Linked DNA regions of Mus musculus: all the other regions are linked to region 1. A link is a loop called in an ENCODE intact Hi-C map of the cell type or tissue named here. Cell type or tissue: heart. All regions are shown on one strand. Links, peaks and the distances in the headings refer to the core of each region. The heading gives the core; the rest is flanking DNA. Region 1 holds the start of Chrna1os (cholinergic receptor, nicotinic, alpha polypeptide 1 (muscle), opposite strand). Region 2 holds the start of Atf2 (activating transcription factor 2). Region 3 overlaps Atf2 (activating transcription factor 2). Region 4 overlaps Chn1 (chimerin 1). Region 5 holds the start of Hoxd12 (homeobox D12). Region 6 overlaps Atf2 (activating transcription factor 2). Region 7 overlaps Chn1 (chimerin 1).

The links. A loop is a pair of places that touch in the nucleus more often than their neighbours do. Peaks named below come from ENCODE experiments on the same cell type or tissue, not always from the same donor. Only the 100,000 strongest peaks of a DNase experiment are listed, where the experiment ranks them.
Region 2: a loop joins it to region 1, with 2.5 times the contacts of the local background. A loop is called at or near these places in 8 of 42 quality-filtered maps.
Region 3: it touches region 1 in a loop (2.3-fold over the local background); 9 of 42 quality-filtered maps call a loop at or near these places.
Region 4: a loop joins it to region 1, with 10 times the contacts of the local background. A loop is called at or near these places in 31 of 42 quality-filtered maps.
Region 5: a loop joins it to region 1, with 6 times the contacts of the local background. A loop is called at or near these places in 16 of 42 quality-filtered maps.
Region 6: it touches region 1 in a loop (2.4-fold over the local background); 2 of 42 quality-filtered maps call a loop at or near these places.
Region 7: it touches region 1 in a loop (2.2-fold over the local background); 8 of 42 quality-filtered maps call a loop at or near these places.

What each region holds. Positions count from the first base shown.
Region 1 is chr2:73,582,140-73,586,685 of GRCm38, forward strand. Chrna1os (cholinergic receptor, nicotinic, alpha polypeptide 1 (muscle), opposite strand) reads left to right here and starts at 2,721. Exons shown (of 2, transcript NR_153820.1): 1 at 2,721-2,868. In heart, for the core only: a CTCF peak has its summit at 2,621 (motif pointing right); DNase peaks (open chromatin) are centred at 2,622 and 3,592; H3K4me3 peaks cover 1,238 bases; H3K27ac peaks cover 1,329 bases.
Region 2 is chr2:73,890,374-73,894,919 of GRCm38, forward strand. It overlaps Atf2 (activating transcription factor 2), which reads right to left and starts at 2,266. Exons shown (of 15, transcript NM_001025093.2): 1 at 2,102-2,266. Gm10822 (a long non-coding RNA gene) reads left to right here and starts at 2,035. Exons shown (of 3, transcript XR_003953852.1): 1 at 2,035-2,366; 2 at 2,538-2,664. In heart, for the core only: no CTCF peak of the experiment used is centred there; a DNase peak (open chromatin) is centred at 2,428; H3K4me3 peaks cover 2,858 bases; H3K27ac peaks cover 2,225 bases.
Region 3 is chr2:73,882,794-73,887,339 of GRCm38, forward strand. All of the region lies in intron 1 of Atf2 (activating transcription factor 2), which reads right to left. Among named protein-coding and RNA genes, the nearest start is that of Gm10822, 7.3 kb to the right of the region's middle. In heart, for the core only: no CTCF peak of the experiment used is centred there; no DNase peak of the experiment used is centred there.
Region 4 is chr2:73,741,452-73,745,997 of GRCm38, forward strand. All of the region lies in intron 1 of Chn1 (chimerin 1), which reads right to left. Among named protein-coding and RNA genes, the nearest start is that of Chn1, 32 kb to the right of the region's middle. In heart, for the core only: no CTCF peak of the experiment used is centred there; no DNase peak of the experiment used is centred there.
Region 5 is chr2:74,671,219-74,675,764 of GRCm38, forward strand. Hoxd12 (homeobox D12) reads left to right here and starts at 3,795. Exons shown (of 2, transcript NM_008274.3): 1 at 3,795-4,436. The coding sequence starts at 3,869. It overlaps Hoxd13 (homeobox D13), which reads left to right. Exons shown (of 2, transcript NM_008275.4): 2 at 1-385. In heart, for the core only: a CTCF peak has its summit at 1,950; a DNase peak (open chromatin) is centred at 1,903; H3K4me3 peaks cover 1,602 bases; H3K27me3 peaks cover 4,000 bases.
Region 6 is chr2:73,865,968-73,870,513 of GRCm38, forward strand. All of the region lies in intron 4 of Atf2 (activating transcription factor 2), which reads right to left. Among named protein-coding and RNA genes, the nearest start is that of Gm10822, 24 kb to the right of the region's middle. In heart, for the core only: a CTCF peak has its summit at 2,333 (motif pointing left); DNase peaks (open chromatin) are centred at 2,014 and 2,294.
Region 7 is chr2:73,650,642-73,655,187 of GRCm38, forward strand. The region is part of intron 7 of Chn1 (chimerin 1); the gene reads right to left. Among named protein-coding and RNA genes, the nearest start is that of Chn1os3, 56 kb to the left of the region's middle. In heart, for the core only: no CTCF peak of the experiment used is centred there; no DNase peak of the experiment used is centred there; H3K27ac peaks cover 158 bases.

The sequences.
Region 1 (4,546 bases), core at 235-4,234:
TGTGCCTGGTGCCTGCGGAAGTCAGAAGAAGGCATCAGATGCCCTGGATTGGAGTCATGGATGATTGTGGGCCATCAGGTGGGTGAAGGGAACCAAACCTGGGTCCTCTGCAGGACCAGGTGCTCTTGACCGCAGAGTAATCTCTCCAACCTCTAGAGTTGTGTGTTAATCATCCCTAGTTACTGTACAAATAATCCCCAAAATTTCTATAGCTGTTCATAATAAACAAATGTTTTGTTTTCATTCATGGATTTCTGAGTGGGAGTAGGGTAGTGGGGTACACTCCTCCACAGTCACTCAAAGATCCAGGATGTCCCAAGCAAAGCCAAGGCTGCCATGGGGTGGCACTCAGCTGTGCAGAGGCTAGAAGGGTAAGATGTCTCTCCTGGGTCCTGGAGACTCTCTCTGGGACTCACTGGCATTGCTTAGCAAGTCGGGACAAGGTAGAGATGAGAGCAGATGAGAAACAAATCTGGAGATTCGGAGTCTTCTGCTTCAATTTCCAAAGAGTAAGGAATAAATAACATGGAAAGAGGGCTTTGCGCTACAACAGCTCTGGTTGAAGAAGGTCAGGGCTGGGGCTGGGAGTGGCTCCTAGTGGAAGGCTTGCCTAGCAAGCACTGGGTTCCATCTCCAGCACCAAATGAATGAATGAATGAATGAATGAATGAGGCCAATGAAATGGATCAGTTCAATCCCCAGGACCCACATGGAGGAAAGAAAACTGAGCCCTGTAAGTTCTTCAGACCTGCACATATGTGTTAGCACATGAGTCAGTTCATATATCATATTCAGGTAAACACATACATAAATAAGCACAATAAACAATTTAAAGACAAAAGCTTTTAAAAAACAAGTAAAATAGATAAAGCTTTGAATGGATCAGGTTAAAGGTGTGAATGCAGGTAGAGAAGAAAATGAACATTCAAAGCTTGGGAGGAGGGAGGAGGGAGCAATGAAGACTGGGAAAGAGGAAGCCAGACACGGGAGGAAAATGAAAGGCAGAACAGCTCTGGGGGCCCGAAGGAGGACCTGAGCAGGGGACAGTTAGGACCCTGGGAGGCTGTGTTGGCACTGCTAGTGGACCACATGTGACATGAGTGTGGGACTTAGTGACATGGAGACCACTGGTGACTTTGACACACACAGCGTCCTGGCCAGAGCAGATTTAGGAGGGGGCAGAATTGGGGATGCACCTTTGCAAAGGGTGACAAAGAGGCGTGTGGGAGACAGTGAGGGATGTAGGGGAAAAATTGAGGTGGGGCCTTCTTATTTTCAAGAGGAGAATTCACAACGTATTTGCATGAAGATCACAATGATCCAGTAACAGTGAGTGTGTAGCCAAGAGCAGGAAGAAAAGAGACGTATCCAGTGGCTCTAGATTTTTTTTTTTTTTTAGTATACCATAATTTGCTTAAGCAACTCTTATCTTTGGATACTTGGGCAGCTTTCTTTATATCTCCGTGTGCATTAGCTTGTATAAAAAAATCATGCGGTGAGAATCTTTATACATACAGATCAGCCCACTGGGTTACACTCCCCCCAAGGCAGAAGTGCTTAAGTAACTTCAGTGCATACCAAATAGCCTGAGTCTCTATCTAGAACTTAGGAGGTCTCTGAGGCCCCTTTTATTGGAACTGTTCCTTTGACCCTACCACATTGCACTGTGATGTCAATTCTGCAGTTGATCAACATCTGTCTCTTCTACTGGACTTTACAGTGACAAGAGTCATGCCTGGGTCTCTTTGCTCTTGGTTGTTGCTTCAGCCTGTGGAGGATGGAGAGTCAGTAAGTCGTTGTTGCTGAGGGGTAAGTGGAAGTAAATTATAATTCAAGAGTAGAGTGGCAGGGTGTGGTAGCTCAGCCTGGAATCCCACCACTGCAGAGGCTGAGGCAAGAGGATTACTGGTTCCAGGTCAGCCCAGGCTATTGTCAGACCTGTATCAAAATAATAATAGACTAGGATAGATTGTACTGCTTGCTTTTATTTGAGGCAACAATGAGAATGTGACCCTCATTCTATCAATAACGCCAGTGCCATTCTGGGTCCCTCCAAAGTGTTTATGACTGACTAGTGAATGAATGAAAGAGAACATATCTATAAAAGCTCATCAAACGACATGATACAGAAGCAATCAAAAGCTGAGTTTCACTGAGTTTCATGGTTTGATGAACGGATTACAGTGGATCTGTCACTTCTATCCCCATTCACATATTACAAAGTTTATTCTTTATTAGATTTTTATATTATATTGTTACATAATTTCATGTATGTATACAATGTATTTAGGTTACACCTACTTCCAACCCCCACCCTCAACTCCTCCTGTGCCCATCCTCTTCCCAAATTCACATCCTATTCTTTTAAACAAAATTACAACCCAACCTAATTAGTGCTGCCTATGTCCCACCCGAATTTTAATTTTATTTTAACTGAGACGGGGTCCCTGCCTAGCCTGGAACTAGCTATGCAGACAAGACTGAACTTGAACTCACCTACTTCTGGGATAAAAGTCCTGTGCCACCACATTTGGGGCTCCTAGGAGCCCCCACCCCCACCCCCGCCCCTCAACCCGTGAAACATCCTTGTGCAGTGCTGTGCAGCAGCCCAGCGGCCAGCAGGTGGCAACAGACGGTCATTGAAGTGGTGATCCAGCCGCAGAGCCCTCTCTGAAAGGGCCGCCCCCCCCCCCCCCCCCCGCGGGGCTCTGAAGCCTTTTGCTATCCACAAGCGGAAACACCAAGCAAGCCAGCCTAGGACTCCCCTCAGAAGGGTCTCAGCAAAAGTCCAGCTCAGCTCCTGACATTGTGCGGCATGAAGTCCGGAGGAACTGAACAGTCGGAGAGCTGGCTGCAATGAATTTGACGGTTTGTTTTTTTTTTTTTCCCAAGGCCGACAAATCTTATCCAGGAATCTGCCTTTATCTTGGTCTGTCGGAAATGCTCGGACTTTTAAATTCTATTTTGTTATTGTTTGGAATTTTTGTTGTCAGACAGGGTCTTTCTATATGCTCCAAGCTAATCTGCAATTCCCCGGCCTCATTCCCTGAGTGTTTATATTTACAGGTATGTGCTGTGCTATCAGACTCACCTCCACCCCCAAACACACAGACAAGCTCTGAACCATGCACTTCAAGTTGATAGTTTTGTGATCAAATGGATCACACAGTGCTTCCTATGAGACACAAGCCAGATTCTTCGATTCTTTCGCGGCCTCTGAGTCTTGGAGCTGTGGTTCACAGCAGTAGGCATGGCGGTCCTATCTAGTTACAAGCTCTCCCTTTCTGAGAGCGGAAGAGGACATCATCCCTGAGTCAGGGAGAGAGTCCTGACGTCTCCCTTTTCGCTCTCCTCAGCGGAGTGGTGTTACTGTTGGGATTCAGACCCAGAACAAGAAACTGGGCTGAATATTTAACATACCAAAGTGGACCTGGCTTCCGGGTTCTCCCAGCATCCCTCAGTACCTACCTGGCAAAGCATGCCCTCTACTCTAAACTTCCCAGCCCAGAGGTTGGGCTTCCCCTCCCCCCAGAGGCTCTTCCCTTTATGAATCAGACATTCCGCTCTCCGCCCTTCTCTCTTTTCTCCCTTTCTCTGTGCGAGCTTTCTCTCTTTCTCTTCCTCCCTCCTCCACTCCCCCCACCCCCTCTGTCTCCCTCTCCATGGCGACTTGGCCTCATTTCTTGGAACCAGTGATCTCTCCTGTGTGCAGTTTCCCAATAAACCTGCCTTTATAAATATCGCTAATCTGGCTTGAATTGGCTCATTTCTCCGCCAGAGAAATAATTTATCAGTTACCTGTGATGTGTCCGAGTTCACTTAGACTACAAGTTGCAGACAAGCCAGAATTTGATGTTTCTTTGTGTGTATATATGTTCATGTGTGTGGTCTGTGTGTACACATGTATGTATGTATATATGTATGTTGGGCAATTGAAGGCCAGCTTTCTCAATCACTCTTCACTGTCTTTCTTTCTTTCTCTCTTTCTTTCTTTCTTTCTTTCTTTCTTTCTTTCTTTCTTTCTTTCTTTCTTTCTTCTGGCTGTTCTGGATATCGCTTTGTAGACCAGACTGGCCCTGAACTCAAAGAGACCCACCTGACTCTGCCTCTGGGGCGCTGGCATTAATGCTGTGTGCCACCATGCCTAGTCACACCTTCCTTGAGATAGGGTCTTTTACTAAACCTGGAACTCAACGATTAAGCTAGATTGGCAGGTCAGCAAACTGCATGGGTTCATCTGTCTCTACCTCCCCGGCTCTGGGATTACAGACACAGGGCACCATGCCCAGATGCCTATGTGGATGCTAATGATCTGAAACCAGGTCCTCTTTCTTGTGTGGCAAGTACTTTACTCACTGAGCCATCTCCCCGGCTCCAGAATGGGACGTTTCTGATGCCAGTTCTGATGTTCCTGGGTTAGCATCCAGAGCGCAGGCAGAGCAAGCCATAGGAGCAAGCCAGTAAATGGCACCCATCCATGGCCTCTGCACCAATCAGCTCCTGCCTTGAGTTCTTGCTCTGTGTCAGTTCCTGTCAGTATTCTCTT
Region 2 (4,546 bases), core at 149-4,148, 310 kb after region 1:
CCATTGACTATATGACAGGTGGTTTTGTAGGCTACAAGTTAATACAGGGAGTACTATATGTATTAATTTCATACAGGTCAGTTGAATCATCCAATCACTTTCATTGAATTATCTAATTACTTTCATTGACTTCTAATCAAGGAGGGTTCCAATACAAATTTTTTTGTTTTGTTTTGTTTTCGAGACAGGGTTTCTCTGGGTAGCCCTGGCTGTCCTAGAACTCACTCTGTAGACCAGGCTAGCCTTGAACTCAGAAATCCGCCTGCCTCTGCCTGGGATTAAAGGCGTGCGCCACCACGCCCAGCTTCCAATACAAATTTTGCTTTAAATATAAGACTTACTTTTCTAAGGGCATTTCAATAAGAGTAACAAAAGAAAGTGATACCAGTTCACAGAAACACATATCATTTTGGAAGAGACTAAAGTCAAAAATGAGTGGAAACAGCATGTAAGGTAAAGTTATTTACTAGATCTAGCAATATAATTGATTAGGAGAGTACAGATAATAATTAAAACTCAAGTTTTCAAGTTTTCTTAAAAATAAAAAAAAACAAAAACAAACCTAGATTTCTTGACTTAATGTTAGTCATGAAATATTTAATGGATAGTATCATTTCAAAACAATATAGCTTTAAAATTTTAAAATACCCATGAAAACATCTCTAAACATCTCTCCAATTATTTATTAATGATTTTAAGACCTAGAACCTTAATTATCACTCAACTATCGATGGCCTTAAAGATCCATGTACTTAGTTTTCTTGGCTTATATAGGATATGTTTTTAGCATACTCTACAAAATATTTCTATACTTTTGAAAAAAGTTTATTGCAGGGATTCTTCAAATAGGTTTAGCAAATTTAAATACAAGACTCTTATTTCATCTAGAGTTAACTGTTTTAAAATAAGCCTTTATAAAGTCTTACCATTTGGGTGCTAGAGACCCAGGCCATTTGGCGCTAAATGAGTAGTATTCCTGGAACGGTTATTACTTGACAATGGCCAAGGGTTAAGAATTTCTTCAAACAGGACAAACTGAGCTCAGAACAGTCCGTGTTTGGTCAGATGTTAAAAACAGCATTACCTGCATCTGGTGTGAACGTGTCCCTAGTTTATAATCCCCAAGAAACTGTGACTTCCACAAGGTAAACTAGGTATTAGTCGATGGGCCTAGAGTCTATCATGAGTATCCCTTTTACTCAATTATACTGGTGGTAGTTTTACTCGACCTTCCCAGTTTAAGAGTCTCCATTAAAGAAGAGACAATTTTATAATACCTATGTGCATAAAAATAGTTCCCATCTCCTCCAAGGTCTGGTTCAATGAGTGAGCATCCCGGGGAGACATACACACATCTCTCCCTACCTCTCTTCCTTGTCCCTGGGGTAATAAAAGGCACAGATTATTTTCCTACAAAAGCTCTGCAGAACACCGGTCGAAGTAAATGGGGTGTGGGGGGGAATAGCAGAATCAACCTGCACCCACACCTCAGCCCCGCCCCACCTGGAAAGGGGGGGGTGGCGGCGGCGGGAGTGTGAGGGCGGCAGAAAGGACAGAAAAGGCCGAGACCACCAGCAGGTTCTCCATTACCATTGGCTCCATCACGTTCCACCGAGGCCAGAGACCCTTGCTTCCCAATCCTTCAACGCACCATCCCAAACCCTCGATCGCCCGAGTCCCCGGTGGGGAGCCCAGCGTGGGCCCTCTGGGCAGCGCGATCAAGGACTAGCGGCGGGGGTCTCCCCGACAGATGGGCGGATCCGAAGGGCGCCTCGGGGACCTCTCAAGTGACCACACCAGAGGAGAAGTCGGAGGGAGGGGTCGGAGAAGAGCCGTTATTCCTTCTCGCTCAGGCTTGGGAAAGCGCGCGAGGGAGGGGCCGGCCGGAGCCGCAGCGCGTTACCTAACGGTCCGGTCGCTCCGCCAGACCAGAGGCGGCAACGCGGCCACCGCCGTCCGTAGGGTTGGGGTCCACAGCAGGGGCGCAAAAGGGGTGGGAGGCGGGGGGTGGAGACTACAGGCAGCGACGTCGCCATGTTAGCACCTTCTTCCTCTGCATCCCTACAACCTCCAAGCCCGTGGCCCTTCCACCATTACTCACCTTTCCAGGTCACTAATTCATGGTCCTGCCAGCCACCCGCGAGCCCGGAGGCCGGCCGTGTTTACAAACTAGCCCCGGAGGAGAGGGCTGAATCGCACTTTAAAGGCCACGGGCTCCCACAGGCTTCCGTCCTCTCTCGCGAGATCCGACTGACAAACCTTCTCCCCGCCCCACTCCCGGCATCCCTGCCGCTTTCTTCTTGCGCCCCTCCCCTTCACGCACACGCCCCTTCCTGCTTTCCACCGAGGGAGCGCCCGCGGGTCAGGTGACTCCGTCGTGCCTCGGAAAAAGGGCGGGTCTTCAGGAGGGCGGGGGCGGGGAGGCGGGAACCAAAGAACACTCGGACGCGAGTGATTGGGCGAAAAGCACGAAAGGCGGGAAGCAGGTCCAAAGGGGCGTGGCCAAGGTGCCCAAGGACCGTTGTTTCGGTAACCAGGGAACTGCAGAAAGCTGTGATTGGCAGCCGTCGGGAGGCGGGCACGAGAAGCTGCACCGGATCTGGGGCGCGCGCGCAGGTGGCGGAGGAGCGAGCAGGAGGGCGTGGGCGGTGTGAGAGAAGAAAGGTGAGGTCGGGGAGCCTAAAGGAGCCCAGCCCTGGCGCCGGATGTCTCTGTCGTATTGGTTTCTGACTTCGCTAGGGATATGAGACTATGAAGGGAGAAGCGCTTCTGGACCACTCTCCGTGTACCGAGAAGCCAGAGCTGGAGAGAGAGCTACGCTTAAGGTTTTGGAGAGTCGGGGTTTGCCAGTCATCACCTCCGCCCCCATGTGCACACTGAAGCAAAATAAGTCAGCCCTGCGTAGAAAATAGAAACCTTTTCTTAGAGAGTTCTTTGTTCGGATTTTACTAAGCCAGAACTGGAGCCGATCTTCCCCACCACCCTATGTCAAGTATATGGTATATTACATACGAGTATGTTCAAAGGCAGTGATCAAAAGGAAATACACCGTCTTCCACCCCCATGTCACCATATTTTAAAACAAAGCAACGATCTTTTTCCTAGAGAAAAATTCTTGTAATTATGAGTGTTTCTTTTATCAAATTTCCTTTACTTAGTTAGATATAAAAATACAAATTTCAGGGACCGAAGAGATGTCTCAGCGGTTAACAGTACTGGATGCGAGCCGGGCGTGGTGGCTCACGCCTTTAATCCCAGCACTCGGAAGGCAGAGGCAGACGGATTTCTAAGTTCAAGGCCAGCCTGGTCTACAGAGTGAGTTCCAGGACATCCGCAAGTAACCCTTAAGCCGTCTATAACTCCACTTCCAGGGTACCTGACGTAGAATTAAGAAATTAATTAAAATTATTAATTTCAATAGAATCACTTCATTCATTTAAAGCTTAAGAGATCGGTATTAATTTTTTTATTTTTTTAAATTTTCGAGGCAGGGTTTCTCTGTGTAGCCCTGGCTGACCTGGAACTCACTCTGTAGACCAGGCTGGCCTCGAACTCAGAAATCCGCCTGCCTCTGCCTCCCAAGTGCTGGGATTAAAGGCATGCGCCACCACGTCCGGTTTGGTTAATGTTTTAAGGAGGACTAAAGGACGCCAATGAGAACCCAGCAGAGAAGAGGCATTCTTCCCACAATATTTTCCTTTGCTCTATAAATTGTAGTGCCAAAGAAATGCCTGTTAATGTAGGAAGTAGGTTTCAAAAAAACTAGGGGGCGGGGCGGGGGAAGGAACTGGACAGATGGTTAGGAGTGCTTGCTGATGTTGCAGAGCACCCAAGTTTAGTTTCCTATCACCACATACCTGCTCAGCTGCTCATAAAAGCGGGGTGGGGGTGGGGATCGGACAACCTCTTCCAGCCTCCGTGGGCATGTGGTGCACATTCGTTTATGCAGTCAAACACTCATACACACAAAGTAATGTCCTTAAAATTGGGGGCAAGAAGAAGGACGACTGATTAGTGTAATGACAATGAAAGAGACAGACCTTTACAGACCTTTACAATTCCATAACTGGTTCAGGTGCACTACTCCTAAACATACTTATTCCTACTGAAGATTTTGGTGCTTATTTTAGGGATGTTGGTTGTCCAATAAATATGTACAAGTTGCAAAATGTGATTAAGGCGCCTGTGAAATCTTGCACTGATTTTTAAAAAGCAAGCCTTTTTTTTTAGTATCATGCTTTTCCATTTGTTAAATGCGTATTTCTAATTTAGATTTATGAATACAATTCGTGTCTTTACATAAAATACACCCAATTTCTCCACGCCAAGTGAATCTAAAATTGTAAGTTTGTCTGGAATAGTATCTGAGAGTTAATGAGCCTGCCGTCTAATAATGATGCCTAGCATGAAAGTGAAATTGTAATGTCACTGGACCTTCTAATAGGTTGCTGGCCTGTATACATGTACGTGAGCCAACTCAATCTTCCTTTAAAACTAGCTTAATTACTTGAGAAACCTGAAAGAAACCAGATTATTAACACTGTCG
Region 3 (4,546 bases), core at 277-4,276, 300 kb after region 1:
TAGAACTGGTTCCCACAGACTCCTGTGTTTGAATGTTTAATTCATAGGGAGTGGCACTATTGGAAGGTGTGGCCTTGTTGCAGGAAGTGTTACTAGGTGGTGGGCTTTGAGGTATTAGAAGTTCAATGTAGGTCCAGTAGCTCAGTTCACTTCTGCTGCCTTCAGATCAAGATGTATTGTGAACAAACAAACTAATAAAACCAGAAATTAAAGTCTTCAATAAAGTTTAAGGAGTCAATTTGTAGTAGATGAAATGGTCCCTAAAAATGTCCATGTTCCAATTCCTAGAACCTGTAAATAGGTTCTATTAAAAGAAAAGGGAACCGTGCATGTATATAGAGATTACAGATTCCCAAGTAGAATGTCCTCAGGCATCCATCCACGTGAGCTAATCTAGAGTACACTGAGACATTCAGCGTAAGACATTCATCCAGAAAGAGAAGTCAGCAGGATTAGAAAGAGAAGACCTGGATCTGCCATTGCCAGAGATGGCCACGAGGAAAGCACTTCAGCTTCCCCATATGAAGAGCAGCCCTGGGCAGGTGGGAAGCAACAGAAGGGGGAGGGCAAAGCCAACAAGGTGAGTGATCTTGCAAATGGATTCTTTCCCGAGTCTTCAAATTGCATGTAACATTGTCAACACATTGATTTTGGCTTTAGGATTCCAAACATACAATAAAATCTGGTCATCTGTGACAACATGATTGAACTAGAGATTACTTTAAAATACTACATAATCTGTATACACAATGAAATATCATACAGAACTTTATTATTAAATATGTTTTTATTTTTATGATTTAGTTAAAGTGGAGGGTTCTCAGAGGACCCAGATGAGGCAATCTAAACTTCCTGACCTACAAAAAAACCTTTGTACTATCTTAAGATGTCAAGTATATTTACCATATACTTACCATATATTTATAAGTATATCTACCATATACCATATAAATTGGTTATAGAAAATCTTTATAGTGAACAAAAACGTTAAGTTACCAGAAAGATGGACTTAGGCTCTCTTACAATGTCATTCAAGGGAAGCAGAACTACACAAATAGGCAGAGTTTTCTTTGTCACAATTTCTTTGTGACTTCACAGGTACCACAAAGTACAAGATGATCTTAGAACTACCCTGGAAACAACAAAATGTTCCTAACAAATCTAAATCTATGAGTCTAAAAACCTATAGCTATAACCTAAAAACAATTTATTACCCATTCAATGTTAAAAGTATCTTTAAGTTACCTTATTAGGAAAATTTAAATACTATTATTTTACAATGATATGTCAATGAACAATGAATATCAAGAAGAATTAAAGTAATGTGGCTGAGTGATGGTGACACACTCCTTTAATCCCAGCACTCAGGAGGCAGAGGCAGGCGGATTTCTAAATTTGAGGTCATCCTGCTCTACAGAACAAGTTCCAGGATAGCCCGAGCTTCACAGAAAAAACCTGCCTTAAAAATAAAAATAAAAACAAAACCCCACCCTCCCAAAAATATTAATAATAGTAATAATAATGTATAAAATACAGACTAGAGCATGAACTCAAGCAGTATTAAATTTATGTAAGTTTGTAAGTTACACTGCATTTTACTTTGACTTTAAATAAACATTTTCCTAATGCTTAATACTAAATCATACATTACTTTTATGGCTAAAAACTTGAGCAGTACACATAAAATGCCAAAATCTACTATAAGAGTTAAACTGATCTTTAGTTTATGGATTTGATATTATCCTTGAGTATAATGGATATGGAATGCTTAGTTCATCAATAGAAAGAAATTAAACTCCTCAAAAGTGAGAAATGTATTCCCAATCTCAATGAGGGAAGCAGTAGTTTTAATTTTTTCTCAACTTACAACATATAACAGATGGTTTCCAGGCATATTGTCATCAACCTATACTGAAGCGTTGATGAGAAGCAACTCAAGAAATTAGTATGTAAATAGTGAAATCAGGCGAGTATCACAATACTTTTTTTTTTAAGTAATGCTGGATACAATGTCTTTAATTTCAGCAGTCAGAAGGTACAGAAAGGCAGATCTCTAGGAGGGGAAAGTCAGCCTGACTTACATAGTAAGTTCTAGGCTAACCAGATCTACATAGAGAGACCCTATCTCAAAACAACAACAAATTAGGTTAAAGTTTAAAGTTAAACTTTATTTTAAATTATTACCAGACCACTGATCCTGGGCTAAGTAGGCAAGTTCAGGTTTCACAAAACTCACAGACTAACAGTGACAAATATGAAAAGCAGTAGATTAAGGTTTACTAATAACTTGGTTTTAGATTTGGTACTGGAATAATTATATAATACTGGGTTTATAATATAAACATGTGAGTATAATATACTTATTCTCTTCCCCTAACTAATATTTTAGATTTTTTAATACAATTTTTTTCTGGGTCAGTATGGTGGCATACCCCTTTAACCTCCACACTTGGGAGGTAAAAGAAAAGAGAATCTAAGCCAGTTCTAAGCCAGCCAAGGTTGCCTTTTGTTTTGGGAGGTAAAATCTTGATGACCTAGGGTGGCCTAGAACTTGCTATGTCACTGAGAATAACAAACTTCAGCTCTTCCTATTTCTACTTTCCCACTACTGAGATTACATACCTGTACTACAATGTCTGGTTTATACATACACACATCACACACATACAAACACTTTAAAAAAGAAAAGAAAATTGGAATTATTCAAGAGCTAGAGAAATGGCTGTCAGCATGGCTACCTGATATACAGAAATGATGACCTGAGTTTGATCCCAGGTACCCACATAAAAGCCAGGCCAAGAACAGAAATGTAAGTTTGTAACCACAGTACCTCAGGGAGAGGAATAAGGTGGATCTCTAGAGCTCATTTGCCAGCTAGCCTCACTGAATGAATAAGCTCCAGGTTTAGTAAGAGACTCCATTTCAAAAACTAATATGAAGGATAGACTAAGTGGGTAAAGGTGCTTGTTGTACAAGCTTGACAACCTGAGTTTGAACCTTGTAACCCATGCAAAGGTAGACAGAGAGAACTGATTCCACAGAATTATTTTCTGATATCCACACACGTGTTAAGGTAAGCATGCCCACGGACACACATCATGCACAAAAAATATACTCACAATAATAATAATAATAATAATAAATAAAAACTAAAAAAATTAAGGTAGAAACTAATCTAGGCAAACACATGTGAATGTACAACCATACACACATGCACATACCCTCAAAGATATGTAGGTACACCACAAACACATCTTTCTCTCCTCAAAGTATATTCAAGTTCAGGAAAGTGAAAGCCCAATCCAAACAATATCCATATTTCACCATTAAAACATAGGAAGCTGGAGAGATGGTTCAGCAGTTAAGAACACTGTCTCGAAAAACCAAAAAAAAAAAAAAAAAAAAAAAAAAAGAACACTGTCTGTTCTTCCAGACGTTCTGAGTTCAATTCCCAGCAACCACATGGTGGCTCACAACCATCTCTCCTGGGATCTGATGCCCTCTTCTGGCATACAAGTATACATACATGTAGACAGAGCACTCATATACATAATATAAATAAATAAATCTTTTATAATCCATACCTGACAAATGATAAACAAGCACAAGCAACTTTTAACATTGTGACTGAGACTTGATGGTATAACCATGTTAACTAAATTCTTGATAAAGACTTCAAAAAAGCAAATATTAGAACTGTCTTATTTTAATTTCATCAAAAGATATGAAAAGTCTCACTAGAATGTTAATGAGATTATTAAAAACAATGGCATCAATTTTTATCATCTCGAAATTTTTATATGCTACACTACAACATGAAAAAGGAAGTCTGACATAGAGAAAGGGTGCATAGGGAACAATATAATATTCTCTGAAATGGATTTATAGAAATCCTAACATAGTAAGTTCTACCACAAATTATAAATTCCTAGGGAATTTTGTTATCAAAACTACGAAATAAATGACAGTTGTACTGTCTTCAAGTCACATCATAAGTATGCCTGAAGGGACCATAGGAGACGAGAATTTCTGAATGAACTTTCATAGTAAACACCATAACATTGCATTGAATAAACAACAACTGTTAGCATTCTGTCTACACCCCACTCCACAGTTACTTGTCAATAGTCAGGTATGCTCCTCCCCACAGTTACCTGGCAGCAGCCAGGTAGGCCTGACCCACTATAAAAGGGGCTGCTTATCTCCTGCTCCCTCTTACCCTTGCTCCCTTTTGCTCCTCTCCCTCTCCCCATACCCTTCCCACCTCTCTCCACATGGTCATGGCTGGCCTCTACTTCTCTATTCTCTCCTTTTTGCCTTTCTCTGCCTCTACTACCCTCTTAATTCCCCTCCCCATGCCCTGAATAAACTCTAATCTATACTATACTGTCATGTGGCTGGTCCCTCCAGGGGAAGGGATGCCTTGGCATGGGCCGGCTGAGATATCCCCTTCCCCCATACCTCACTACACTCTCATAGAACATATCTTATATCTCTTTATCTTTTTATAAACACATCAACAACTCCCTGATGTAGCTGTGAGCAC
Region 4 (4,546 bases), core at 165-4,164, 160 kb after region 1:
GGGCTGCCACCCAACCTTCCTACCTCCTTCTAATCACAGCCCATGCTTCAACATATGGTGTGCAGAACAGCAGTGACTCAACCCTTTGCAAGATCACAAACAGCACAAAGAAATATGAAGCAATTATTAAGTGTCATAGGTCCCACAGACAACCATGGCTCTCTTGCAGGGCACTTGTGAAACAATGAAAAGAAGGCAAAGGTGGAAGGTAGACCAGGAACGTAGCTCAGCTGGCAGAGGGCTTTGGGCAGCACAAGCCAGGACCTGGACTTGATCAACTGAATCACAGTGGCTCATACCTATAATCCCAGTACTCAGGAGAATCCGAAGTTCAATGTCATTTTCAGCTACACAGCAAGTTCAAAGCCAGCCTAGGTTAGAGATTCTGTCTTAAAATTTTTTAACAATTTTTTTTTTAAAGTGGAGGATACCTGAGAACTTCCCATTTGGAGCTTAGGTGGAAGGAAGAGTTTTCCGGCAGGCTAATACAAATTTCTGACAGGCAGACTATAATGACCTGTCTCACTCTGAGGGGCTAGTTTTGGCAGGACAGTGGTGATCGACAACATAGGATACAGGCTTATGGAAACCTGCCTGTACTAGCACTTACTAGTAAAAGTCATAAGTTTACTTTTGGCAAGTCAAGGACAAAGAATGTCTGCTGCTGTTAATACTATTTTTCCTGAGATAGCTGATATTAAAGAAATTTTCAGGAAGATACACACAGATGACAGTAGAAAGATTTCCATACAGTCCTCAGAACTTCTGATGCCAGAGTCAAACGTATGACAGAGGAGAGCTCCTTCCTGTCACTCTGCAACAAACAGCTCCAAAGCATTTCCTGCATGACAAACAGCAAAAAGCCTGACAAAAGTGAATGTAACAAATACATGTGTGTGTATAAAATAAACATACAACACATAAAATATATGCATAAAATCAAGCACAAAACATAATGCGAATATAGGTATCAGTTAAAACCATATAAAGCAATATATGATTCATAAACAGGACAAGAGATCTTTTACATGAACACAGCTACACGTTAATGAATTCCTACCAACTATCAGTAAGAAGAGACATGTCAACAGAATACATACTTGAAAGAACTTTCTAAGATATCTTTATTTAAGCAGTCATTGTTTTCACATTTCTACCATAGGACTCATGCTTGAAATGTGGTCCAGTAAAATAGACAGGCAAATCATTGACAATTCTTAAATATCTAAGTATCCTTTTGCTTAATTTGAAGTTCAAACTAAAACATCCTAATAAACAACATACTAGAAGCAGACTGAGTGGCTTCTGCAGGCAGCTACGAAGAAGCATTTGGTCTAAAATACTATCTGCATGCTTTACTGCAGTAACATCGTTAGGGTCCCTCCAGGCTACTAGCGTCTGGAAAACAAAAGAGCATTGTCACTGCAAAGTGAAAAAGAATGATATGACTCAAGAGGTAAAGGCAGGCAGATCTCTGAGTTCAAGGCCAGTCTGGTCTACAGAGTAAGTTCTAGGACAGCCAGGGTTACAGAGAAAAAAAAAAAAAAAATGAGGTTCAAATCAATATCAAACACAGAGAAGTTAAGTGCAATGGAAAAATATTTCCATTGCTTTTATATTCTATAAGAAATGAATATTTATCAGGGGCCAAGGAGCTTTCTCCAGAAGCAACCTAGGGTGTGTTCACTTAGAAATAACCCAGAACTTACAATTCTAGCCTTAACCTACTTTTAAACTTTTATGTGCATTTTGTTCAAAAGCAATTTACACTATTTTTCTGTATGTATGTTTGCATTTATTTTTATTTATTTATTTAGTTTTGGCCTTTTTTTTTTTTCCTTCAAGACAGGGTTTCTCTTTGTAGCCCTGACTGTCCTGGAACTCACTCTGTAGACCAGGTTGGCCTCGAACTCAGAAATCCGCCTGCCTCTGCCTCCCAAGTGCTGGGATCAAAGGCGTGCGCCACCACCACCAGGCCTGCATTTATTTTTTAATGTTGAGAAGTAGGTAGACACGACTTCTTACAGCTAATGGACCAAGCAAAAAGAGGGTATAAGGAACACAGCCAGTTTTTGCCACAGGCCACAGAATTTAAGGGGACCCCATACAAAAATTTTAAGATAATGATAATCAGAAATTAGAGGACATGAACAAAATGTATCTGAGTATGAAACAAAACACTGTAACACAACCTAAAAAACCCAGTTAGAGAAAAAGCTGTTTTATATTTCACAAATGTCAAAAAGATGCACAAAAAAGATATTTCATCTATATTATTGAATATCCACTTGTTCTCAAATGCAGACTACAAACCTAAACACAAAAAATAAAGACAAGGAATTTTTATGGTTAAAAAGTTTACAACCTTAGCCTAGAAGTTTCCTTGACTCTGAAAAAAAAATAAAAAAATAAAAAACTGGAAATAGATACAATTGAAAGCACAATTTTTATTTTATCAATGAAAAAATAGCCAAGTCACTTTATGAAAAAAATGACCATCTTAGTCAACTATGGCAATGGGTAAGCAAGCCCTGGCCGGATGCTGGCAAGCAACCCCACATCTGTTCCCATACTGCATTCTTCTGACCATAATTTCTCTGCTTCCTAGTTCAGAAATGAAATGCTGAAACACAATGTTTACATGAAGTCAATAAAAATTAAATTTTAAAAAGATGTTTTACAAGTTTAAAAGGAGATCTAGTGCAAAACGACAGGATGTCAGTAACTAGTCTGAAAGGAACACTGAGCCTTGACACAGGAAAGGCCGAGCTAACAAAGGAGTGCCTGGCCGCTCTAGTAGCCTGCCCACAGAGCGCAGTCAGAGCCAGTTTAGCAAGGACATGTAACAATCACACGTAACAATTGCTCTAAGAGGAAAGCTTTCTGATCCTTTCTTCCAGTATAACTCTTTCTTCCAGTATAACTCTTTCTTCACAAGCCTTCCCAGAAGGTGGGAAATGAGCACTTTCCAACCCTCCTAAGCATTTGGTTAAGGGCTTAAACTTAGACATTGGAAAATCTGATTCAATCTGCAACAACAACAACAACAACAACAGTTCCTTTTACCGCTCCTACTCCATGCTCTTGCATTTGCAGCTTGACTCCCTTATGAAGAGGCCAAGAGAACTGAGAATGTCCCCATGAAGCAATGGTCCAGCAGCACAATATATTAAGCGTACTTCCCCATTTCAGCCTCTTTGAACACAGTGCTACTTACTCCCAATGAAACTGTTGGTAGAACTTTACAGATCAGCCAACTGCATTCATTTCTCTACCAATCTCAACATCAGCTCAGCATCAGTCCCTCCACACAGAATAACGTTAATGTAAACAGTAAAGAGGTGAAACAGCATCAACTAAATATTCCATAGGCAGGGTAAAAAGAAGCCTGAAGTAACTCATTGCAATCAGTAATGCCTGCTGACTTCATTACTGTCCCATTCAGTAAATCTCATTCATAATTAAAATCAGGAATGATAAGAACTAGAACTAGAAATCCCATATCATATTCCATACATATTTTCTTGCCTTTAAATATAAAAATAACACAACTACCTGGAAACAATTGCTAGTGGCCAGTGTCCTTATAAATGCCATTATTTTAAGACATCTAGAACTAGACTATTTTCATTTCCCATGCTTTCTTACAATAAAGCATTTTTATTTGTGGTACCAACCATATAACACAGGATTCTACCAGAAGTATCAATAAATTATAATATACAGTGGCTAGAGTACTTCGTGTTCTCCATTTTATAAAGGAAAAGTTAAAATAAAAACAGTATGGAAGAGATAAAAAACGGTTTATATGAAATGTATGTGGATCATTAATGGCCGTTCAAGTCTGTCCATCCAGATCCATTTTTGGCCAGTCCTGTTTACTCTGTGGTCCACAAGGTTGCTATCTATAGACTTGTGCTCTGGATCCTCCACTGTACTAGGTCAACTGAAGACACTGTCATGAATAGGAGGAGGATGCCTTTCCATAAAGAAATGACACTGGCAGTGTGGCACCTATGGAGACATCATTATAGGAAGGACTATTATTGATATATCAAATTTTGAGTGGCTCTAGAATATTATGTATTCCAATAGTACTGTGCATGTGATATGTATATGTTTGTAAATATCTTCCATTTCATAATAGGTTATATACATTACATAGGTAGAAAAAATAAGCCTCTATTTTCTTTTTAAGGTACTTAAAGGGCAAATACAATGATCAGAAGCACCCCTTTCTAGTCTATGGTTTTCAAAATAACCTTAACATCTTCAACAGAGGAACCAGCTCCTCTTAAAAGTGAACACTTTTCCAAGTACTAAATTTAAGACTCAAACTTCGTACATTTTGTTGAATTGAATCTCCTTAAACTGAAGGGAAAGAGGATGCAGGGTGGCAAGTGCCACCTTGTGGGCATACTAGAAACTGTTCTGAGTTTCAGAGCCAATCATTACAAATGTTTACAAGATTCCAAATAAACAAACTTACTGTAACTTAAATCAAAAGAGTAATTCTGCCAGGACCTTATGTCAACGACTACAATAA
Region 5 (4,546 bases), core at 414-4,413, 1.1 Mb after region 1:
ATTATTTTTGTAGATACAGTGTGTGTGAGCAGTGCTTCGAGCATTTAAAAATCACATTTTACTCCTAGGGAGATATAAATAAAAAGAACTCTCTTGTCTCCACTGAGTCTTCATCCATTTGTGTTTTTCAAGCTTGTGCTGCCTCTAGAAGCTGTTTTTATTTATTATAAAACTTTGCTCTCCTCGACATCTGTAGATGAAGGAAACAACACCAGTTCTGGTCTCTGAAACCTCCATGTTCTGTTCTCCATTTCTGTCCACCTCCTTCTAACACAAATAGTGATGTTTAAAATGAGGATATCATCTGTGATGTCTAAAATCATCATTTTAAAACCAGACCAACTCATTAAAAATCAATAAATTTTATTTCTTTCAATATTATCAATTTATTTGACATTTTTTTATTTATTAATCAATGGGTGCCTGGGTAGAGAAAAACTCACTGGAACATTTGGGGCCTACAGAGGGTCCATTGTAAATATCTTCGCTAGGAAGTTCTTGAAATTAGAGAAAGCCACATCCATATTTGGCAATCAATAAAGAAACGCTTCAAGCATCCCGTGTGGTATGCAGTAATTGACAACTGAAACTGCTATTATATACCCTAGCAACTAAACACAAGTTTTAGGAATCAGGAACTTTTTTTTCCTGATTCAGTCCTCTTTGCCACTCAGGGAAACGGGCCACAGAGAAAGTGGGGCTCCTTGTAGCCACTACTATAATCTAGTGCAAGCTAACTTCCTGATGTGCAAGTTAGTTGAACAGACTTCTAAAAGCTTACACAACTGTAATCTCTCCTGGTAGGAGGGCTTCTTGAGGGCTCTAGGAGAAACACAGGGCCTTCGAGTTGGTAATTACTTTCGTTTTCTCTGGTCCAGCTTGTCTTGTTTCACATCTTACTGCCAACTACAGAGGCCAACTTCGTTATTAGAGGGTGGGTGGGGAGGGTACAGGCAGAGAGAGAGAAATACAGATGCAGAATGCGGTTCAATTTATGAAGGATAAACCCCTGGAAAGGGAAGCACATCACCCTTCAGTCACTTAGGGAAAGACCTCTGTCTTAATACCTTAGCTATTTTGTACACAAGACATGTTGGGGGGCGGACAACCAACCAGCCAGCCAAACAAACAAACAAAAAAGTGGCCTTAGTTCCCCCCCCCAACCACCGTTCTCTCGGTCCCCTCGTTTCTTTTTCTTTCTTTTCTTTCTTTTCCTTCCTCCCCCCCCTTCCTTCCCTCCCCCCCCTCTCTGTAGGTTCTAGTCTCCAAGGCCACACTTCATCTCACAGGTCCATTTCTCAGGTTTCCTATATTGGATAGAGGGAATTGCCTCGAGGTTTTTCCTTTCATCTGCAGGTCGCACGTCAGTTTCGCTGAGCCTAAGAGAAATGGGGTTTGCTGAAGATTAAAACTGCGCTCAAATGCTCTCTGGTGGTATTTGGATTGATGGCTAAATGAGGAACAGATGAAGGCTTTGTTATTTATATGTGTGCCTTTTATATTCGGGATTGCGGGAGGAGGAGAGCTGGGGGTAAGTGGCTGAGGCCCTGGAAGTGAGGCCCGCGGGGAGCCCGGAAGGCCGAGGAAGTTCGGGGAAAGGCTTTGCCTTCAGTTAGATCTAGGCTGAGAGACGCTCAGAAATTTGGCACGGTATTAGCGATTGGGGTAGGAACCAAGATCCCAAGATCGGCAGATTGACTCATGATTCAAGAGGTGAAAAAGACGTTAGGACAGAGGCGAAAGGTCAAACAATAACACGCGGCCACAGGCTTCCTTGCATCAGGTCCCTTGGCTCCGCTGTCTGGGTCAGTTGCTACAACCTCTGGCTTTCGGAGACTGTCCGTAGCTCCTTGGCAGCGGGCCGTGACCGCGAGCACTGGCGACCCCAAGCCCGCCCCACCGCCCTTCACTGTTGATCTTGACCGTGCGGCGGCGCCTCGTCAGGCGTGGAGCACGCTCGCCATCTCCTGGGCGTTTGGCGACATTGGCAGAGCTTGCCATTCTGCTCCTCAGCTCCCCCCCCCCCCCAGCCCCCAACATCCCAGACAAGCCTCCCTTCCTCCTCCCACCTTCCCTCATGGTCTCCAGCCTTCAGCATCAGCCACCAGCTTTCTCAAAAAGAACTTTGCCTACCAGACCTTGAAAGTTATAGACTTGGAGGAATGAAGTGGGTCGATTAAGGGGGGGAAAAAACCTGGAAAAAAAATCTAGCTGTCCTTTTCATTCCTGATTCACACTTATGTATTTGGTCCTGAGAAGCAAACATAATTATAAGGCAGCCATAGTCTAAGGATGCACCCTTAGGCCTGTAACTACCTAGGAATCTCTGTGCAGGAGGCAGGGGCTCTGAGAGTGCTGGAACTATTAGAACTGAAAATTCAGGCCAGAGGATGCTCCAGTAGAAAGGAGAGAATTCTTCAAAATGAAAGCTATCGAATACCTAATCTAAGGCTTCTAAAAACCGACTTAAAACTTCTGCCTCCTCCCACCTACCAGAAAAGAAAGTATGGAGTCCCAATTCCTGAAAAGGAGGAAACTCTAGTAATGCCCCAGGATCCTTAGACTTCCCCCACCCCCACCCTCCTCCCGCCCCAGAGCTGGAGGAAGAGGACGATTGCGTCCTGAGAGCCGCCCAATTGGTCGCCGTAACTCACACAATAAAGTCCCAGCGAGGTGGTCAGCCTTGCCCTCCGGCGGCGCCTGTGTGGTCTCCTTGCCAGAGCTGGGGGCCTAACCAGTTCCAGCTTGGCTCATGGACCATGGGTCCTGCTTTAGGCTAGCGCGGGCTCCCACAACACAGTCTCTTGAGGAGAAAAGCCTTATTCCCTCTGGACCATCCAGAAGGCCCTGCCTCAGGGGTTAAGCACACTTACTACACACACGGAGCGTTGCCTGTTTTGCCCAGACAGTGAACCCGCAGCGGCCCGCGTGCCTGGAGGCACCGACAAAAGAGACTCAGCTAGCTGATTGTTCCTGTGCGACTGTGCCTCCTCAGCCAGGTGGCTCGGACTTTTCTGCCCCTCCAACTCTCAGTTGGACGGCTAGGAGCTTGGCTAGTAGGGAATAGTCACCAAGATGACCCCAGGAGAGAAAAGAAATGTAATTTTTCACAAGATTGGCTCCTCGGACTGCGGAATTGCCTGAGGGGACTGGATAACAACGCTATGAGCACAGTTCCTGGGAACAAATGTCAGGAACAGCGTGAAGATTCCTTAGGTACCACACTTGAGCAGTTTGTGCCGCCTTTCACCTTTGTTTGGTCAACCTCTTGTATTGTCTGTGACCTGGGGCTACAGGGTCAAGTGAATGGGTCCTTGCTGCCAAGTGCCTTTGGCAGAGACCACTTTAGAGGCCCTTTCTATAAAAAAGGATTGGTTGCTCAGATCCAGGAGCAGTCCGTGCCACTGCCAGCTCTTCTCCAGTCAAGCCCAGGTACCCTTATTGGAAAACGTCTGAATTGCAACTTAAAGTTTGTAGACGCAAAGCCCGGCCCAGGCAGCCTGCGAAATAAGGGCTGGGAAGACTAACCCAGAGCAGGAAAACTCCCAAGAGACACTTGGGCAAAGGCACCCTCATCCCAATGTCACCGGCTCCTGAAAGAGGTCTGGAAACTTTCAAGGGCTTCGCCCTCCCTCAACAGGCTTTGGCTCTGCTAGCAGCCTCGTCCTTCGCCGTCGAACATTGAGTGTTATCATAATACCCTGAAAGGGGGTGGGGGTGGGGACGGGTCGGGGGATGTAGGCGGTGCTGAAATGACCGGCTTTGAAGAACCTGCAGGCAAAGTTTTGTCCAATCCTCTGAGCCCGTCCTCCTATTCCGGGTTGTAACTAAATACTGTTGCGAGCACAGCCGAGGCCCTTTGTTGGAGATGTGTGAGCGCAGTCTCTACAGAGCTGGCTATGTGGGCTCGCTTCTGAATTTACAGTCACCGGACTCTTTCTACTTTTCCAACCTGAGAGCCAATGGCAGCCAGTTGGCCGCGCTTCCCCCCATCTCATACCCTCGCAGCGCGCTGCCCTGGGCTACTACGCCCGCCTCATGCACCCCTGCGCAGCCTGCCACCGCCTCTGCCTTTGGAGGCTTCTCTCAGCCTTACTTGACCGGCTCTGGGCCAATTGGCCTGCAGTCTCCAGGCGCCAAGGACGGACCCGAAGACCAGGTCAAGTTCTATACGCCTGATGCGCCCACCGCATCTGAGGAACGCAGCCGGACTAGGCCGCCCTTCGCCCCCGAGTCTAGTCTGGTTCATTCGGCTCTCAAAGGCACCAAGTATGACTACGCGGGTGTGGGCCGGACCGCTCCAGGCTCTGCGACCCTGCTCCAGGGGGCCCCCTGTGCCTCCAGCTTCAAGGAAGACACCAAAGGCCCGCTCAACTTGAACATGGCAGTGCAAGTGGCCGGGGTGGCCTCTTGCCTGCGATCTTCACTGCCCGACGGTAAACAGTGCCCATGCTCCCCCAAGCCAGTTTAGGCAGGGACGGGAGGTGGGGTGTCAGGGACAGTTGGACAGGGAGGAGACCCGCCAGCAGTGGTGAACGTCTGTGGG
Region 6 (4,546 bases), core at 411-4,410, 280 kb after region 1:
CAGCCAAGGCTATACAGAGAAATCCTATCTTGAAAAAAACAACAACAACAAAAAGGCAATCTATAATTTCAATGCAATCACTATAGAAATGTCAACATAATTCTTCAAAATAACTGAACAAAAGATATGTTCAATTATATGGGAACACAAAAGATCCCAGATAGCGAACACTATGAGTGAAAACCTGCTTTCATTAAACAAATGAAAAAATAAGAAAATAACAGAAGAATGTCTTATTTAATAAAAGCTGAATTTTATTTTATTTTTTAAATTAGCAAGATACAACACCAGAGAGTCTGGGAGCTCAAAGCAGCAGTAGCAGCAAAATGAGTGACAAAAATTAAGACCTCGGCATACCATATTTAAACTATAAGAAAATTAAGAAACTGTATCTTGTCAGGTATGTCAGTGTACACGTTTATTCCAGCACTTGGGAGGCAGAGGCAGGTGGATCTCTAAGCAAGTTAAAGGACAGCCAAGGCTATACAGAGAAACTCTGTTTGGGGGTGGGGGGAGATGGAGAAAGAAAAAGAAAAGTATCTTGAAGGAAGATCAAGAACTGAAAAAAAAAGAGGTAAATATTGATGATCTAAGAATTATTTCTTAGCCAGGCAGGGAGCATGAAATGAGGGTCATAAAGCAATGGCCATGGACTGAAAAGACTCACTTTAGTAACAACAAGGTTATGGCACAAAATGTTGACAGAATGAACAAGTATTGTTTTAATAATTATTGCTTTACATAGTAAATAACTCAATGTAAACAATATTTTAGTTCATCAAACTTCTTTTGAAAGTTGTTAAAATACAGCTGCAAATTCTTTGCAGTGCTTTTCACAATGAGTTTATGTTCCTTCCCTTGACTCGAGGTGGGTTCATAATTATTTCAATTAACAGTGCTGTGGAAATGGCACAAGGTTAGGTCCCAAGTCTTATACCCTCTGCTTGGTCATGCAGAACTTGCTTGGTCTTCAAACACTACTACTCAGGTCATTCATTCTAGGTTAGAGTCTTATCATCATGATGAAATAGGGCATTCAAACCTCCCACATGAAGGTTGATTCACCAAGAAACAGACAAATTGCCTTGCTATACTATGTCAACTTCTTGATCTATATAATCTGTATTGTTTTGTCACAACTAGGTTTGGAACATCTCTGTATAGGTATGACTTATCTTAGTAATAATATATCCTTTCAAGCTTAAAATTTTTACAAACCAGGGATAGAGATACAGTGAGGTGAAAAAAGTGATTTGTTTGCAAACCTAATATCTGGCTCAACAGAATAAGATGGTTGAATTTTCATATTTGCTTCTGATACTCAACCTGCTGTGACATATTCAGACAGCTTATGGAGAAACTCTTACTTGTTCTTTTTTTTTAAGAGTTATTTATTATATGTAAGTGCACTGTAGCTGTCTTCAGACACACCAGAAGAGGGCATCAGATCTCATTACAGATGGTTGTGAGCCATCATGTGGTTGCTGGGAATTGAACTCAGGACCTCCGGAAGAGCAGTCAGTGCTCTTAACCACTGAGCCATTTCTTCAGCACCCACTTGTATGTTCTTAAAGAATGAAAGCAAAATAGGGCAAATAACAAATTAGTACTTATTATGACAGTGGCTTTTACTGCAGACTTCAGTCAGAAAGGACATTTGGGACCCATATAAATTCTCGAACAACTTTATAGAAATTGATAGTACAGTTTTGTTTTTTAAATACTGCACTCTCAAAAAAGCCAGATTTTTTTAGACACACACTGTTAAGTAAGACAGTTTCCCTTGCCTTGAGCATGGGAAACCCAGAGGCCCACCTGTCACAAGCCACACCTAAGCCATGACTACATGTACAAGTACATGGTAGACAGATGGGAAAGACAAGTGGAACAGATTGAAAATTATGAAGAGGCCGCCCTCTCGCCTGTCACGTTGAACGCACGTTCGTGTGGAACCTGGCGCTAACCCATTCGTAGACGACCTGCTTCTGGGTCGGGGTTTCGTACGTAGCAGAGCAGCTCCCTCGCTGCGATCTACTGAAAGTCAGCCCTCGACACAAGGGTTTGTTAAAAAAAAAAGAATTATGAGAGAGGTAGAACTAGAGGGTGGAGAGGAACAGTCTGATGTGAGTAGCCTGTCCTACCACCTGAGGCCATGGTGAAGTCCCAGCCCATGCTGCTGCTGAGGGCCATATTTGGGTCTGTGGCCAGGCAGCATCAGGGGTCTATGTCAATGTTTGTGGGGTGAGTAAGCTGGCCAGGAGGGTATAAGAGCTAGTCTTGCCACTTGGCTGGTTGCACTAAATGAGCTAGCTGGGACAGTGCTGAAGAGCTCCCCCTGGTGTTATGCGTGCATTGGTTGGGGGTGGGGTAGCAGGAGAGGTGGTGGACTGACCAACTCAGCTACCACTCAGGCCCAGATTCAGGGTTAGCTTACTCCAGGCATCTACCCCATTTATGAGCTGCTAGAGAATGTGAAAGGGCCAGAGCTGCAGATCCAAACCTAGAGGATCTCCACAACAGAGGGCAACAACAGAATATCTGAGAGGAGTTCCTGTGAAGATCCAGTATTGACAGTATAGCAGAAGCCAGAGGCCTCGAATCAGATCAATGACTCATTGTGGATAAACAGGTATAGTGTATGACACACTGTGACACACTGTAGGTTCTAGAACAAAATTTTTTTTTTTTACGTTTTGTTTGTTTTTCTTTTGGGGGATGTTGTAAGGGCAGAGGACAGATATGAAAGGACAGAAATGAGTGGGATTAGGGTACATGATGTGAAACTCACAAAGAATCAATAAAAAGTCCATGATCCATGTTCCTGCTGACTGTAAAGGGCAAGGAAGCTAATTTTGCTGTGGTACTGATGACTGTAGACTCATAGTTGAGAAAGACATAGAAGATCTATACCTTACACTATTACTCTGCCCCCCAAAGTAACAGCCTACACAGAAAACCAAGGGAGAGAATTCTTAACAAATGTGGTAAGGATGCTGAAGAGTAGCTCTCCACAGCTGAGGAAGGACTCAGTTTTAAGGAGCTGATTATCAGGAGTCTGATCACGCTCCCATGAGTATAAGCGTAACACAAATTGGGGGGGGGGTTTTCTCTCTTTTCCTTTTTTTTGGGGGGAAGGGGTCCAGAAAGATGGGGAGTGGACCTTGGAGGACTAGGAATTAAGTGTGATCTGGGTTCCTAATGTATATAAGACTTAAATAATTAATAAAAATATTATGGAAAGAAAAATAATGTCTGTACCTCAAAATCTACTGTTATAAGTATCGTTCTGTTGTATTTTTTTTGAATCAAGGTCTCATGTAGACCAGGCCAGCCAGCTTTGAGTGCCTGATGCTGACAGCTTCTTTTATTTACTTATCTTCTTTCTTTTCTTTTTTTTTGTTTTTCTAGACAGGGTTTCTGTGTATATCCCTGGCTGTCCTGGAACTTACTTTGTAGACCAGGCTGGCCTTGAACTCAGAAATCTACCTGCCTTTGCCTCCTGAGTGCTGGGATTAAAGGCATGCACCACCACGTCCGGCCATTTACTTATTTTTTTAAGTGTATATATTTTTTTCTTTCTTTTTTGAAACCAATGTAGACCATGCTGGTCTGGAACTCATGTAAACTGCCTGCCACCACGTCTGGTCCTTATGCTTATTTTTAATTTGATTCTTTTGAGAACTGGAACACAAATACTGTATTTCACCCTTCCCCTAACTCTCCTCTAACTCTTTCTGTTTTCACCCCCACTTCAAATTTATTTATTTATTTATTTATTTATTTATTTATTTATTTATTTATTTTAAAGATTTATTTATTTATTATATGTAAGTACACTGTAGCTGTCTTCAGACACTCCAGAAGAGGGCGTCAGATCTTGTTACAGATGGTTGTGAGCCACCATGTGGTTGCTGGGATTTGAACTCCGGACCTTCGGAAGAGCAGTCGGGTGCTCTTACCCACTGAGCCATCTCACCAGCCCCCAAATTTATTTTTTTGTTTTTTTGTTTTTGCTTTTGCGAGACAGGGTTTCTCTGTGTAGCCCTGGCTGTCCTGGAACTAACTCTGTAGACCAGGCTGGCCTCGAACTCAGAAATCCACCTGCCTCTGCCTCCCAAGTGCTGGGATTAAAGGCGTGCGCCACCATGCCCGGCCAAAGTTATTTTTTTAATGTGGTCAATCACACTGAATTATTCTCACTGATAAACAAAGTAGAATGTTTGGAACAATCTCATCTTGGAAATATAAATAGCCTGATTTTACTTGCTAATATTTTGTTTGGAATTTGTTTTACATTCATGTTCATCAGAAATACTATGTGTTATTTTGTGGCAGTTTTATAATTAAAGTTGGGACATGTTAATTCTTTTTTATTTTCTAAAAGAATCTGTATAGAGGCTGGTATTAGGGCTAGAGAGTTGGCTCAGTGGTTAAGAGTATTTGATGTTCTCTCAGAGGACCCAAGTTCAATTCCTAGCACCCACAAACTCACATCTATAATTCCAGTCCAAGCGAGTCTGGTGCCCTCTTCTGGCTTCTGCAGACA
Region 7 (4,546 bases), core at 173-4,172, 68 kb after region 1:
GGGGGGAAGGGGAAGGAAGGGGGAAGGGAAGGGGAAGAGGAGGGGGAAGGGAAGGGGAAGGGGGAAGGGGAAGGGAAGGGAAAGGAAGGGAAGGAAAAGAAGAGAGAACCACAACCGATAAAATGCAGAGTTTTGGAGCCCAGTCCTAAAGGATAGATCTAGACACTGGTCCTGTACCTAAGGCTTGGGAATCACTGCAGAAGAGGAGGCAGAATGATAGCAAGGAACAAAGAGTTAGCTGTGAAATTGTCTCCTAGAGATGTCAGAGAAGTCACACCCATGGAATCTCATGAAGTGGCTGAACAACATCAACAGACACACTAGCAACAATGGCCAGGGGTGGGGAGACCTCAAGCCTACATAAAGAACTACAGCAACTAAGGAATGCTAAGTGGGAGAAATAGTCTTCCCATGCAAAGAGGACACATACCACTTTTTTTGTTTGTTTGTTTTTGGTTTTTTTCGAGACAGGGTTTCTCTGTATAGCCCTGGCTGTACAGAAATCCGCCTGCCTCTGCCTCCAAGTGCTGAAATTAAAGGCCTGCGTCATCACTGCCTGGCTACACATACCACTTGGTGACCCAATACCAAATGGTTAGCCCTGAAAACACATAAAAGTAACATGATACAGATGGATGAAGTTGTATTTAGGAATATATTCCTGTGTGTGTGCGCACACAGACACACAGAGGACATATATATGTAACACACATATACATACATAAAGATAACAACAACTGAAAAGAGGTCAGTGCCAAGCATGTGGTGGTGCACACCTTTAATTCCCACACTTGGGAGGCAGAGGCAGGACGATCTCTGAGTATACAAAGCAAGTTCCAGGACAGCTAGGGCTGTTACATAGAGAAACCCTGTCTCAAAAACACCCCCCCCCAAAAAAAAAAACAAACGGAGGAACGAGGTCACAAATTGAAGAGGGCAGGGGAATGGGAAGCAGGAACTCATGTAACTGCATTATAATCTCAAAAGTATTTTTTAAAGTTGCCCTATTTTTAATTATGTGTGTGCATGCATGTATGTACACAGGAGTGCTAGTGCCCCTGGGGCCAGATGTATGAATTCTCCTGGAGTTGGGGCTAACTGGCTGTTGTGGGGGCTGGGAACAGAATTTGGGTCCTCTGTAAAAGCAGTATGTATTTTTAACTGCCGAGCCCTCTCTCTAGCACTCAGACTTAATTCATTAAGACAAGAGACTCACTATGTAGATCAGCTGACCTTGAACTCACAGAGATCCATCCACCTCTGCCTCCTGAGTACTGGAATTAAAAGTATGTGTGCCACCATGCTTAGCCAATTTTGATTTTTTATAACTGAATATTTAGTTTAAGGGTACATCCTTCCTGTTGTTACTGAGTATAATGTTGTATAAATATCAATTAGATCAAATTGGCTGATTAAAGCTCCCATGACCCTATTTTTGGTCTGTTCTATCACTGACAGTATTACTGAAACTTCTAATTATGATGTGGACTGTCTATTTCATTTGCAGCTCAGCTGTATGTATTTGAATCTGTTATTAGGCATATATACACTTTAAAATATTATGTCCTCTTAATGAATTTTATCTTTATTTCCAATTGTTACTCCTTGTCTTATAAACTATTATATTACCATGTATGGCAGAGATCTGGGCCAATTAGCATTCTATTCTCCTGAAAGGACCTACTGTGCAGAGATAGACATGGACACAGCATCAGGAAACTGCGTGCCAGGCCTTGAGTCTGACAAAACTATGTCTTGGAAATAGGTGAGACTCTGGCAAAACAAAGAACTGGAGCCTCTGTCACCACCCTGTACCAAAATGAGTCTCAAAATAGCTCAAAGGTGGAAGATGGACCTGGATGCATTCCAACCCCCACAGGATGGGGCGGATTTTTAATGCTGGATTTCTAATTATGTGACACACTGCCAGTCTGCGTTAGGGTTCCTGACATCTAGAAGGAAAAATCTCACAAATGTTCTACCAAATGATAAGTATTATCCAATAGCTCCATATAACTAAAAATGAGAAGCCAAACCACTGAGCACCCATAGTCAGCAGCAAAGCAAACATGCATGCCTGCAGGGAAGGATGCCCCCATGAACTGGACTGAGCCAGGAGCAGAAGTTGAGGCTGGGTCACATGTCAGTGGTGGAGCTTAGAGGTAATTTTAAACCAGAGAAGAAGCATGCAGGAAGGAACAGTAAAGCCTACTGACAAAATGGCAGAAAACACGTGCAAATGATATATCTGATGGGCTAGCATCAGAATATATTAGAAACTCCTGGCACTGAATAGCAAAGCCACCAAGCAGCTTTAATTTTACTATTATTGGTACACGTGTATGTGTGTGTACACCTGGTTGGGGCACACATGCCAAAGCATGCACATGGAGGCCAGAAGGACAAGTTTTATGTGTTGGTTCTCTACTTTTACTTTGGACAGCCTTGCAAAGCAAGCACTTTTACCAGCTGAATTACCTTGCCTGCATACCTTCAAATAACTCCAAAAAAATGGGGCAGGTCTAGGTAGTGTGTGTGTGTGTGTGTGTGTGTGTGTGTGTGTCCAGGAGCTCACGTGCAGCCTGAAAAGGAAGCATGGTGAGCCTCATCTCAAAAAAGGAAAAAGATGGGGAGGGTCCAAAAAACACGTATTAACGGAAGATACAAAAATGATTAACATGAAGAGATCATGTACTGTTATTAATCTCAAGGGAAATGCAAATCAAACCTAAAAAGGGGTGTCACCTCATGGTGGTGAAAATGCCTATTCCCCAAATGGAAAGAACCACTGTTGGTGAGAGTGTGGAGAAGCTGCAATCTTGACGGTGCCAGTGGGAATGTGAAATACTTCAGCTGTTAATGAAAACTGCCGGCAATTCTTTTAAGAAATTTATGCAGGCTATCCCAAAAGTCTGACATCAGGATCTCAAAGATAGCTTCACCCTCTGTCAATAGCAGCATTTACTGTAACATTTAAGGTATTTCTTAACAGCCAACTTATGGGGGAAAAAAACCCTAAATATTCATGGATGGATGAGTAAAGAAAATGGGTAAATATTCAAAGAAATGGTCTTACTTTGGCTTTCTATTGCTATGATCAAAAGCAACTTGGGGGAGGGGTATGTTCTGGCACACAGATATGCTGGGTTACATCTAGTGGAAACTGAAGCAGAAGCTGAAGCAAGGCAGGAAGCTGGGACAGGAACTGAAGCAGAGACATGGAGCGTGCTGTTCACTGGCTCTCATCAGTGCTCCTCTACTTGCTGTTTCCATACCAACAAAGCCATCTGTACAGGGTAGCACTGACCAATATGAGTGGGACTCTCCCAATCAATAACTAATCAAATATATGTCCCACAGACCCGTCTCCAGGCAATTCCTCAAATGAGATTCCTTCTTCTCAGATATGTCTAGGCCTATGTCAAGTTGACAGAAACCAACCAGTACAGGAATATTAATTTAGCTTTTAGAAATAAATTTTACCACATGCTAAATATAGATAAAACTGAAGGACATTGTGCTAAGTGAAATAGGCCAGTCCACTAGGACAAACTTGAGATCCACTTACATGCAGAATCTTAGATAATCCACTCTTAGAAACAGAGACTGGATTCCAGGGATTGGGAGGCCAGAAAAGTGGCAAAGTTGTGTGTTATACTGTGTGTCCTACTAACAGTTCTAATTAATAGATCTCATTTTCTTCTTACAACAAACAAACAAAATCCCAACCTTAAAAATCAAAACTCTCCCAAATCGTGCAGGACTCTAACATTTCTAGTTGTGTGCTGCATGCTTGTTCCGACTGTCACATTCCTGCTAGCAGAATGTGATGTTCTACAGCCTTTTCACATCATAGTCACACACTCAACATCGGATTCTGGGGAACAGGGCATTAGTTAAGTATTTTAACACTCATGTTCATGCATACAACAACACCATGTTCTCCTCATTATATTGGTATTTGCACTCGAAGTATTAGAACAAAGCTATCAGTAAACATTTAAACCATCAGCAAGGAGTGAGATGAGAGGGCTGCAGTGCTGGGGCTGCAGAGGCCAGGGCAGAGAAGGGCAGCAAGCATTCCAGAAGGCAGAGGCAGAGAGGCAGGGAGGGGAAGAGAGAGTGGCAGAGAGAAGGGAAGAGAGGGGAAGAGAGAGGCATAGAGGGGCAGAGAGAGGGGCAGAGAGAAAGGGGCAGAGAGAGAGGCAGAGAGAGGCAGAGAGAAAGGGGCAGAGAGAGAGGCAGAGAGGCAGAGGCAGAGGCAGGTGTGACCACTATTTTTGACTCTCACAGCACCTGAGAAGCACTGTGCCGGGTAGCAACAGAAATGAAGTCTTACAGGGACCTTATAGGCCATTTTTTCCAACCTCCCAGTTTCTGCTCATCAGTCCTTTTCTTGTCTGAGTGCAGAGGCAGAGAGAACCCCATTATGTACTGATCTTGGCTATTTTTGTCTTCTTTGGCCCACATTCAAAGTGAAGAGAGGGGGAATGTGCTTAATATAAAATACACATTGCAGTTCCTTTTAACCTCTTATTTGCAGAAA